Linked DNA regions of Homo sapiens: region 2 is linked to region 1. Evidence: read pairs that join two places in POLR2A ChIA-PET (ENCODE). Cell type or tissue: GM12878. All regions are shown on one strand. Each heading gives the region's core, and the rest is flanking DNA. Links, peaks and the distances in the headings are about the cores only.

What was found. Peaks named below come from ENCODE experiments on the same cell type or tissue, not always from the same donor. Only the 100,000 strongest peaks of a DNase experiment are listed, where the experiment ranks them.
Region 2: POLR2A ChIA-PET joins it to region 1 with 6 read pairs; 2 of 35 experiments call an interaction of 5 or more read pairs at or near these places.

Annotation. Positions count from the first base shown.
Region 1 is chr9:112,009,234-112,015,530 of GRCh38, forward strand. No RefSeq gene overlaps it. Among named protein-coding and RNA genes, the nearest start is that of LINC02977, 28 kb to the right of the region's middle. RefSeq lists enhancers at 2,858-2,907, 3,018-3,157, 3,398-3,447, 3,488-3,727. In GM12878, for the core only: no CTCF peak of the experiment used is centred there; DNase peaks (open chromatin) are centred at 3,268 and 4,253; H3K27ac peaks cover 3,039 bases.
Region 2 is chr9:111,817,050-111,822,049 of GRCh38, forward strand. No RefSeq gene overlaps it. Among named protein-coding and RNA genes, the nearest start is that of SHOC1, 25 kb to the left of the region's middle. In GM12878, for the core only: no CTCF peak of the experiment used is centred there; no DNase peak of the experiment used is centred there.

The sequences.
Region 1 (6,297 bases), core at 645-5,644:
ATCTGGGCAAAGTAAATTGAAAAACTTCTGGTAAGGATTCATCATTCTAAATGCCTTTAAGAGCATTTGTGGGCCGGGTGCGGTGGCTCACGCCTGTAATCCCAGCACTTTGGGAGGCTGAGGTGGGTGGATCACCTGAGATCAGGAGTTCGAGACCAGCCTGGCCAACATGGTGAAACCCTGTCTTTACTAAAAATACAAAAATTAGCTGGGCGTGGTGGCAGGCACCTATAATCCCTGCTACTCAGGAGGTTGAGGCAGGAGAATTGCTTGACCTCGGGAGGTGGAGGTTGCAGTGAGCCCAGATTGCTTCATTGCACTCCAGTCTGGGCGACAGGAGTGAAACTCTGTCTCAATTAAGAAAAAAAAAAAAGCTTTTGTGATTCATAGGAAGAGGTCAAAATATCAATATTAACAGGAGTTTGGAAGAAACTGATTCTAACCCTCATGGATGACTTTGAGGGGTTCAATACATTAGTGGGGGGAAGTCACTGCAGATGTGGTGGAAATAACAAGAGAACTAGAATTAGAAGTGGCGCCTGAAGATGTGACTGAATTACTGCAATCTCATGATAAAACGTGAATGAATGAGGAATTGCTTCATATGTATGAGTAAAGAAAGTGGTTTCTTGAGATGAAATTGACATGTGGTGAATTTTCTGTGAACACTGTTGAAATGATAACAAAGGATTTAGAATATTACATAAACTTAGTTGAAGAAGTACTGGCAGGGTTTGCAAGGATTGACTCCATTTTTGAAAGAAGCTCTACTGTTAGTAAAATGCTATTAAACAGCATTGCACGCTACCAAGAAATCTTTCATGAAAGGAAGAATCAACCAATGCAACAAACTTCATTGTTGTCTTAGTTAAGAAATTTTCCCAGCCACCGCAACCTTTAGCAATCCCCACCCTGATGGGTCAGCAGTCAGCAACATTGAGGCAAGACCCCCCTCACCAGCAAAAATATTATGACTTGCTAAATGGCTCAGATGATCATTAGGCTCACATGATCATTAGCATTTTTAGCAATAAGGTATTTTTAAATTAAGATAAGTCCATATTTTAGACATAATGTGATAGCACACTTAATAGACTCCAGTATAGTGTAAACATAACTCATAACTTTTTTTTATTTTAGAGACAGGGTCTTGCTCTGTCACCCAGACTGGAGGGAAATTGTGCAATCGTCTCGCACTGCAGCCTCAAAGTCCAGGGCTCAAGCGATCCTCCGGCCTCAGCCTCCCAAGTAACTAGGACCAGAGGCATGCACCACCACACCCAGCTAATTTTTAAAATTTCATCACCTGGAGGAAATGCCAATGCATAAAAATGACACTTTTTTTTTCTTTTTCATGAGATAGGGGGTCTCACCATATTGTCAGGCTGGTTCTGAACTCCTGACCTCAAGTGATCTTCCCTCCTTGGCCTCCCAAAGTGCTAGAATTACAGATAAGAGACACCACACCCTTGTAAACATAACTTTATATGCACTAAGAAACCAAAAACTTGTATGGCTCACTTTATTGCCATATTTGCCTTATTGGAGTGGTATGGAATTGAACTACAATATCTCTGAGGTATGCCTGTAAATGAATTACCATAATGTGATGTGGGCAACAGAATCCAGGGAAGATTCAGAGGGTGGAGACATCCCATCAAAACTTTCTAATTTGGGAGAAATTGTCCAAGACTCTGAGGAAAACCAGTCATAATATCTGAAAGTAAGTTTATGCCGAAAAATCTTAGGTGGACCTGCAAGTCGAAAAAGCAGGTCAAGACTACTAGGGGCAGAGAGGAGGGAGAATGTTTAAGTTGGGCTCTAATGGTAGGATTTGGACACGCTGAGATTGAGGAGACCTAAGGGTGTTACTTCCATAATGGAACCAGTAAAACAAAAGCCATGATTGTCTAATAGAAAGTCTTTGCCAGGGAGGCTTATGAGATAAAGCATGATAGGAATCAATTTGCAACACAAACCTGAATGTTCCAGAAAGTTCATATGGCTTTACTTACTTTAAATTATGGTAGGCATGACACTGAGCTTCCTTTCTGCTCAGCTAGTGGGAAATTTAATTTCAGAGGTTGAGAGGATTGCCTTCTCTTCCCCACCTCCAAATCCCATGCCCAGTCCCAGAGCTAATGGCCAGGAGTGTTTATGTGAAGCCAAACATTCATGCGGTATGTCTGGTCATTGGTTTACATCAGAGATCCACAAACTTTTTCTGTAGAGAACAGATAGTCAATATTTTAGGCTTTGCAATCCAAGCAGCTCTCTGTCACAACCACTCAACTCTACCATTGTTGCTTAAAAGCAGCCGTAGACAGTAGGAAAATGAATGAACTTGACTGTATCCCAGGAAGACTTTATTTATGGACACTGAAATTTGAATTTCATATAATTGCATGGGTCATAAAATATGATTTTTTTTCCCAAACACTTTAAAATGTCACCATTCTAAGCTCATAGGTTATACAAAAACAGACGACGGCCCAGATTTGACCTATGGGCCAACCCCTTATCTACGAGGTTTCCACCAAGTTGCCTGCTGGCCAAGCTTATAGAGTGAAGTTGGACATCCCTGTTGTTCCCCTGGAAATCTTTGCCAGAGCTGAGAGCCTCCATACCCAGAGTCAGAAAGACCTTTCTAGGCTCAACATGCAGTCATGGCTCCCGGACACCCTGTCATCTTCCTGAGATTCTATGGAGGGTGGGCCACAGAGCCCCATTATTTTAAAAACTGTGCATATCCTTTCCTTCCCTTGGGGAATAATCTTAAGGACTGTGTCTCTCAAAAACACTCTACCACTTCTTCTCCTAGCGCAGCATGCTCAAATCCCTCAGAGTGAAGGAGGAAAAAGTCAGGACGGAAAGTGATGTGCAGGCTTCTTCTTTGGGCCCTGAAAGCTCAAAGTCCTGGCTACCTGCCCTGAAGGCTGAGTAATGTACAAAGAAAACAAAGACAAATAACTCAGTAAATTATCCGGCCTAGGATCAGAGCTTTCTAGCCCCAGAGCAAGCTCAGGCCTCAACATTCTAAGCTTAAGAGGTCAGGCTGTCCCTCCATATTTCAATGGGTACAGGTCTTGAGTTTCCTCAGAAAACCTCTGAAGGGAGGTCACAGTTATGGGGACAAAGAAGGAAAGTGTTGGATTCAGGACACCAGGCTCCACTGAAGGTGACTCATGGTTTTGGCTTGCAAGCAACGTTGCTGATCACTTTGACCAACCACAGGTCCCTGCCAGCTGCACTCCTCTCCAGGAGCACTCCTATTTTTATATGTGTGGTACAAAGAACTCCTACCAGCTAATTTCCACTTCCCCCACAAAAGCCTGTTTTACTTCTGCTTTGAGTAAAAAGCTTTCCTCTTTCTGGTCTCAAAGCACACACTCAACAGTGCCTGTAATTCACAGTCATCTGGTACCCTTGGCTTATCTCAGGCCCCTGTAGTAACAACTGGCTCCAAGCATGTCTCCTACAGCCACAAGCTCCAGTGGGGTAGCCAGGTTCACTGGAAGAGAATGTTCCCTACACAAGGGAATCTGAGACAGAAAAAGTCATCCTCAGAAAGTAGGGACTGGTGGACATGTGAGCCTGGGAAATGAGAACAATTTGTGCTGGGAAGTTGCTCATGTAAAGAGTTCACAGAGCAGGTATCTGCTGCCCAGGCTTAAACTCTCAAGTGGAAAATGGAAACCATCATTCCAGATTGGCTTCTTACCCTGTATCTGTGCATTCATCAACCTTTGACAATAAGGTCATTTCTTAGCCCCACACATAGCATATAGGAAAGATTTATCCAAGCCCTGCTATTATAGATGAATAAATGAAACACATTCAGGAGGTTGCCCATACAGTATTTGCCTCATTTTCCCCACAGCTCTAGAGAAAGGACATTTTATAAGTTCTGTCATTCCACAGAGCTGTACAAAGCCGCCTGGCTTAACTGACTTAATTTCTTTTTTTTTTTTTTTTTAGAGACAGGATCTTGCTCTGTCACCCAGGCTGGAGTGCAATGGTGCAGTCATAACTCACTCCAGCCTGCAGCTCCTGGGCTCCAGCAATCCTTCCACCTTGGCCTTCCAAAGCACTAGGATTACAGGTATGAGCCACCATACCCGGCCTTCACTTTTTTTTTTAACTTGACAAAATGGTTCTTAAGTTCAAGATGGTTAGCATACATCTGCTTTCAAGACAGAAAGAGGGGGAAAAAGAAGGAACAGCCACAGTTGTTCACGGTATCAGCGAAGTAAAAACTTTCCCAGAAACTCCCCTAGTAGACCTCACTTCTGCTTAATTAACTGGAACTGTACTTTCTGTCTGCCCAGAGCAACAAAGGAGATTGGGAACTTGAGTGTTCAGCTTCTTCAGCCCCTAGTGAGGAAGAGGAGAGGGATTTGGATGGTATAGAAGGAGTCAGTCTGAATTCTGCTTCAAATAGCTAAACAATTTTGAAAACTAAAAGCCCAACAGGGAAAACTAGCTCTGCTCTCTATTAAAATTATAAAATTATAGAACTATGGGATATAGTTTCATACAATATCATAAAACTATAAGAATAAAATCAAAGTTGAACACACAGGATTTGGCAGAGATTAATAGGAGAGACAAATTAGCCCAGAAACAGATCCTAATACTCAATATAAGGGTTTTTCTGTTTGTTTTGTTTTGTTTGTTTGTTTGTTTTTTGAGACAGAGCTTCACTCTGTTGCCCAGACTGGAGTGCAGTGGCGTGATCTCGGCTCACTGAAACCTCTGCCTTCTGGGTTCAAGCGATTCTCCCGCCTCAGCCTCCCGACTAGCTGGGATTACAGGTGCCTGCCATCACATCCGGCTAATTTTTGTATTTTTAGTGGAGATAGGGTTTCGCCACATTGGCCAGGTTGGTCTCAAACTCCTAACCTCCAGTGATCCACCCACCTCGGCCTCCCAAAGTGCTGGGATTGCAGGCAGGAGCCACCGCGCCTGACCAATATAAGACTTCTTTAAAAGCCATCACAGATTTCCCAGGAAGAAAACTTCCATTCAATATAATAAACATTGGTGCTATTGTGCTGGAATAATTGGGAAGAGAATATATTCTCACCATATCAACCGTTCTTACCATGACATATATAAAAACTAAATCCATAAAGAATAAAATAAAGGAGAATAATTTTGTACTCTTCAGTCAAAAGACAAGAACTGAGCAGAAAGCTTGGCAGGTAGGAGGGAAGGACTGGGTATGGTTATGAGACCACCAGGGCTGTGGCCCCCACAAGTAGGATACTGAAAAAGGTCAGCAAGGCAGGACCAAACACCGCTTAGTGATGTGGCTGTATCTGTGTCAGTGAACAAACAGCCTATGGGCCAATTCCAGTTTGCCAGCTGTTTTGGTGTGCTCGCAAGCTAAGAATGGTTTTTATACTTTTACATGATTGAGGAGAAAATCAGCAGAATAATATTTCATGACATGAAAATCATATGAAATTCACATTTCAGTGTCCATAAATAAAGTTATTGAGACACAGCCACACCCATTCATTTAGGTATCATCTGTGGCTACTTTTGTGCAACATGGCAGACTTGAGGACTTACAACAGAGAACACCTGGCCTACAAAATCGAAAATATTTATTATCTGGCTCTTGCCAGAAGAAGTTTGCCAATTCCTCAGCTCCATGATGAAGTGAGTTTGCTGCGTAAGGAACTTGTGAGACTGAATCAGCCATGGCTGTTGTTGGAGGGAAAATTAATCCAGAGGGGAATTCATCATCTACCCCGACTGATGGGCCAGGGTCCCTTCCTCTCTTTGAAGCTGATGGTCTGAGCAGAGGATGCCTGCACTAGCAGTCAGGTGAAGTTAAATTTGCATTTTGAAGTTCCCAGGGGCACAACTTCTATCTCCCCTAGAACGAGGCTGAGTTTTCCAGGAAATTTGAAGTGAGAACTGGGAAATGTGGAGACTTCTGAGAGGGCTGTAGAAGGAAGAGGGAAGATGAGCTATAGAGAGATTAGGGAAAGAGGGCTCTGCACGGAGCACCTTATTTCTGGAGGTGGTTAGAACTTGACCTTTATGATATATAAGGGGAATGAGTAAACAGAACAAAGTCTCAGTTTCCACTCTGTCGATAATACACGTACTCTTCATTAACTGATCTGTGATTGTCCTATTATTAGCTAGCGTGTGTTTGGTCTGTGGAAACATTGTGAGCAGAAAGTTCTAGGGCAGGAGAGAGCAAACATTGTTATGCCACTTTGTTGGGCTCTGGCAGAAATGATTCTATAAATTCATCAATCCCCTTTCATAGATGATGAT
Region 2 (5,000 bases), core at 1-5,000, 190 kb before region 1:
GGTGTTGCTTGGTATGATGGCACATTTGGCAGTGAAGCCTGTCTATAGCAGGGCACCTGATCTGAGGAGGAGCAATGACTAAATGTGCTGTCCAGGTAGACGGGCCTCAGGGCAGCTCCTAAGAGGCCTGCACACCTCTGAATAACGTGGGAACATAACTGCCCAACGGGTTCTCCTTGCCCACTGCCTAGACAGAGCCAACTTATCCAGGAATACTGTCTAGGCCCGCTGCCTAGACAGAGCCGACTTATCAAGAAATTTCAATGGAGGAAAAGTATAATTCATGCAGAGCCAACTGTACGGGAGACTAGAGTTTTATTATTACTCAAACAAATCAGTCTCCCTGAAAACCAGAGACCAGGGTTTTTCAGGATAATTTGGTGGGTAGGTGGTTGGAAAGCGGAGAGTGCTGATTGGTCGAGTCAGAGGTGAAATCATAAGGAGTCAAAGCTGTTCCTTTGCACTGAGCCGGTTCCTGGGTAGGGACCACAAGACCAGATGAGCCAATTTATCGATCTAGTTGGTGCCACCTGATCCACTGAGTGCAAGGTCTGGAAAATATCTCAAATGCTGATCTTAGGTTTTATAATAGTCTTGTTATTCTCAGGAGAAATTTGAGAGGTTCAGAATCTTGCAGCCTCCAGCCACAGGACTCCTAAACCATAATTTCTAATCTTGTGGCTAATTTATTAGTCCTACAAAACCAATCTAATCTCTAGTCAGAAAGGGAGTTTGTTTTGGGAAAGAGCTGTTATCTTCTTTGTTTCAAAGTTAAACTATAAACTAAATTCCTCTCAAAGTTAGTTTGGCCTCCACCCTGGAATGAACAAGGACACCTTGGAGGTTAGAAGCAAGACGGAGTCGGTTAGGTCAGATCGTTTTCACTGTAATAATTTTCTCAGTTATACTTTTTGCAAAGGTGGTTTCAGAAAAACCTTCAAAAGTTCCCAGTATGGCGGCTCCTCATAAAATGAAAATAGAATTATCATATGATCCAGCAATTTCACTTCTAGATATTTACCCAAAAGAATTGAAAGCAGGGACTCAGATATTTGTACATCCATGTTCATGGCAGCTTTATTCACAATAGCCAACAGCTGGAAACAATCCAAATGCCTATCAACAGATAAATGGATAAATAAAATGTGATGTATCCATACAATGGAATAGTATTCAGCCTTTGAAAGGAGTGAAATTCTGAAACATGCTAAACATGGATGAACCTATAAAACATTACGCTAAATGAGCTGGGCATGGTGGCTCACACCTGTAATCCCAGCACTTTTGGAGGCCAAGGCGGGTGGATCACGAGGTCAGGAGATCAGGACCATCCTGGCTAACACGGTGAAACCCCGTCTCTACTAAAAATACAAAAAATTAGCCGGGCATGGTGGCACGTGCCTGTAGTCCCACCTACTCTGGAGGCTGATTCAGGAGAATCGCTTGAACCCAGGTGGTGGAGATTGCAGTGAGCTAAGATCGCGCCACTGCACTCCAGCCTGGGTGACAGAGTGAGACTATGGCTCAAAAAAAAAAAAAAAAAAAAAAAATTGTGCTAAGTGAAATGAGCTAGATGCAAAAGGACAAATCCTGTAGGATTCCACTTATGTGAAATATTTAGAACGGTCAAATTCATACAGACAGAAAGTAGAAAAGTGGTTACCAGGGGCTAGAGGGAGGAGAGAATACAGAGCTATTCTTTAATAGGTACTGAGCTTCAGTTTGGGGTGATGAAAGTATTGCGGAGATGGATAGTGATGATGGTGGCTCAACAATATAAAGACGAGCAAGAATGCCACTGAAATGTACACTTTAAATGATTAAAATGAAAATTCTTATATATATTTTACCATAGTTTTAAAAAATCTAATTAAAAAAAACTAAAGAAGGACAAAAATGACTGAAAGTGAGGCCAGTGGACCTGGAGAGGTCAGGATGAGGAAGACTTAGAGTGACTTGTGAGGTCCTGGGGACTGATGAGCCAAGTGGGCACAGACATTTCAGCACCGTTATAGGGGGGATAGGCAACCAATACAAAAGAAACAGATTATTCATCTTAGAAGAAGCCAACTAGGTGGTTTGCTGAAGCCCATAAACCATGTTCCTCTTTCCCAAAGTCAGGATGATAGACCACCCAGGAGGACTTGGATCATTCAGAACCTAGATGTTACACCCCAAGAAGGGAGAGAAGGAAGTAAAAGGAGAAAATCCTAATTTGACTATTTAACCAAAAAAGATTGAGTTTAAACTGCAAGTAACTGAGATTACTTTGGATTACAGAGTTAGGTTTTCCATTATCAGTGAAATAACCCATGAGCTAAAGTGAGTTATAAGGAAATCATTTACATTTTGCACACATGAATGTGACTGAGAAATGTATTTCCATTGTGTTGTTATATACCTTTTCTAAACCTAAAACTAAGGTGTTTCTCAAATCTGTGGCAATAATGGGGCACTTTGGTGTGGAACAGGGAGTTCTTGGTTCAAGATTATTGCATCTTCTTTGCACTCACCATCTGATACAACCACATAGTCATATTGATGGTCATCTTCTAGACCAACCCCAGAACATGGGTATTTATGAAGCTGGATCTTTGGGGTACCTACAGTTAAAACAATGAACAAACATGGCTCTTCAGGTCCCATGTGGCACCTAGGCCTTTGAGAACATCTCTCTTTTTTTTTTTTTTTTTTTGAGACAGTCTCGCTGTGTCGCCCAGGCTGGAGTTCAGTGGCGCGATCTCGGCTCACTGCAAGCTCTGCCTCCCAGGTTCAGGCAATTCTCCTGCCTCAGCCTCCTGAGTAGCTGGGACTACAGGCGCCCGCCACCACACCCGGCTAATTTTTTCTATTTTTAGTAGAGATGGGGGTTCACCGGGTTAGTCCGGATGGTCCCAAGCTCCTGACCTCGTGATACAGCTGCCTCAGCCTCCCAAAGTGCTGGGATTACAGGCGTGAGCCCCCGCGCCTGGTCCCGAGAACATCTTTATACTGTTTGGATAACCCTCCTACCAGCATCTTCCAGTGGTTAATGATAAGGATCAAGAAGGGCCTCCTAAGCTAGTAGCTATTAATAATTGTAAACATGTATTATATACTTAATGCTCACACTGTGTTGAGTACTTTACATGATTATCTCATTTAGTCCTCACAACAAATCTTTGAGGTAAGTATTACTATTAATTGCATTTGGCAGAAAAGCAAACTGAAGTTTAGTGAAGGCAAATAACTTGCTCAAGATGACACTGCTGGTAAGTAGCAGAGCTAGAAGGAACCTGGAAACCTGACTTCCCAGCTCAAGTGCTAATGATGGCATTACTTTGAGTATTGTTACTGGGACATCCTCCTGATCTACTCTAAAAATCTAGATCACCAACATATATATTCCTGGATGCAGTATTGCTAAGAACTGGTTTTAACCTCTAGATCTGTGTTTGAGGACTCACAGATTCATTACTGGTCCACATATACCAGCAGGGCTTCTGCATGATACCCAGTAGGACTTTCTTAAAATTGTGGAAAGCATTCAGTGTATCTTGAGATGTACTAGTCTTATGGATAATTCATCTCTTCAGTTCTATCCAGACCACCTCATAAAGGAGAATATATTAAGCATTGCCAGGCTGCATCATCAAGCTATGAAAAATAGCTTGCCTCTCAAGCCTTCCCTACTTCCCCATATCATTGGAAGCTTTACTTCTATCCCTGTGGTATCAGGGAATATCTTACTCCTAGAGGAGCCAGACAACAGTGACTTCCACAATAGCCTCATGTGGGAGTGAGAGTTAATAACTTGAAAGATGGCCGGGTACGGTGGCTCACACCTGTAATCCCAGCACTTTGGGAGGCTGAGGCGGGCAGATCACGAGGTCAAGACCATCCTGGCCCACATGGTGAAACCCTGTCTCTACTAAAAATACAAAAATTAGCTGGGCATGGTGGCGCGCATCTGTAGTCCCAGCTACTCGGGAGGCTGAGGCAAGGACAATTGCTTGAATCCGGAAGGCAGAGGTTGCAGTTAGCTGAGATCACACCACTGCACTCCAGCCTGGCGACAGAGCAAGATTCCATCTCAACAAAACAAAACAAAACAAAACAAAACAAAACAAAAACTTGAAAGACTGCCCAAGAAAGGTGAAGGTTAGATCTCAGGGGATGATCTTGAAGCAACTGAGACAGACCTAGAAACTTGCCTCATATGATACAAGAAGACCCAGCTTCTTTGTCTCTACCCTGTAGGCACTGGGTAGACAGGTAGGTGATATTTTACTTCACAAACAAGGGAACTAAAAGTATGAACATTTCTCTGTTCCTCATTATCTCTGCCCTAAAATATTTTGGCTATCTAGCCCCAGTTAGAGCGGACTGGCACTGTCTGGTACAGGAGGTATGCAGCAGATGTTCTGCATCTGAGCTCCATTATGACTGTCCCCCAACAAATCATCCCCCAGCCAGCCCAAGGGAACGTGGAATTCAGAGGGGAACTGTTCTAACCAGGAGCAGCCAATTAGATCCAGGCCAGAGAAACCCATATCCAGGCACTTTATCTTTGTCCTAAAATGAACCTAGCTAACCTCTTCAGGCTATCCAAAACCCTGACCACTCCACATAGAGAGACATTTGCTAGCCTTACATGTCACTTTCCACTGTACACATACCAATGACACCTGAACCAGATATAAAGACAGACCCACAAAGGTTCTGCTGAGCCTAAGGATCTGCTCACCTATTTCTGATCCCGAATGCCCCTGGGACATCTTCCAGAATGTGTGCCTCCAAATAAAGTCTAGAAAATTGGAGGAAAATTTAAATGCAGATGAATCGAGAAGGAATAAAAGCCATTAGAAATTCTGGGAAAACAAGAAATATAGAAGAAAGTCACGGGGCTGGGTGTGGTAGCTCACGCCTGTAATCCCAGCACTTTAGGAGGCCAAGTCGGGCGGATCACCTGAGGTCAGGAGTTCGAGGCCAGCCTGGCCAACATGGAGAAACCCTGCCTC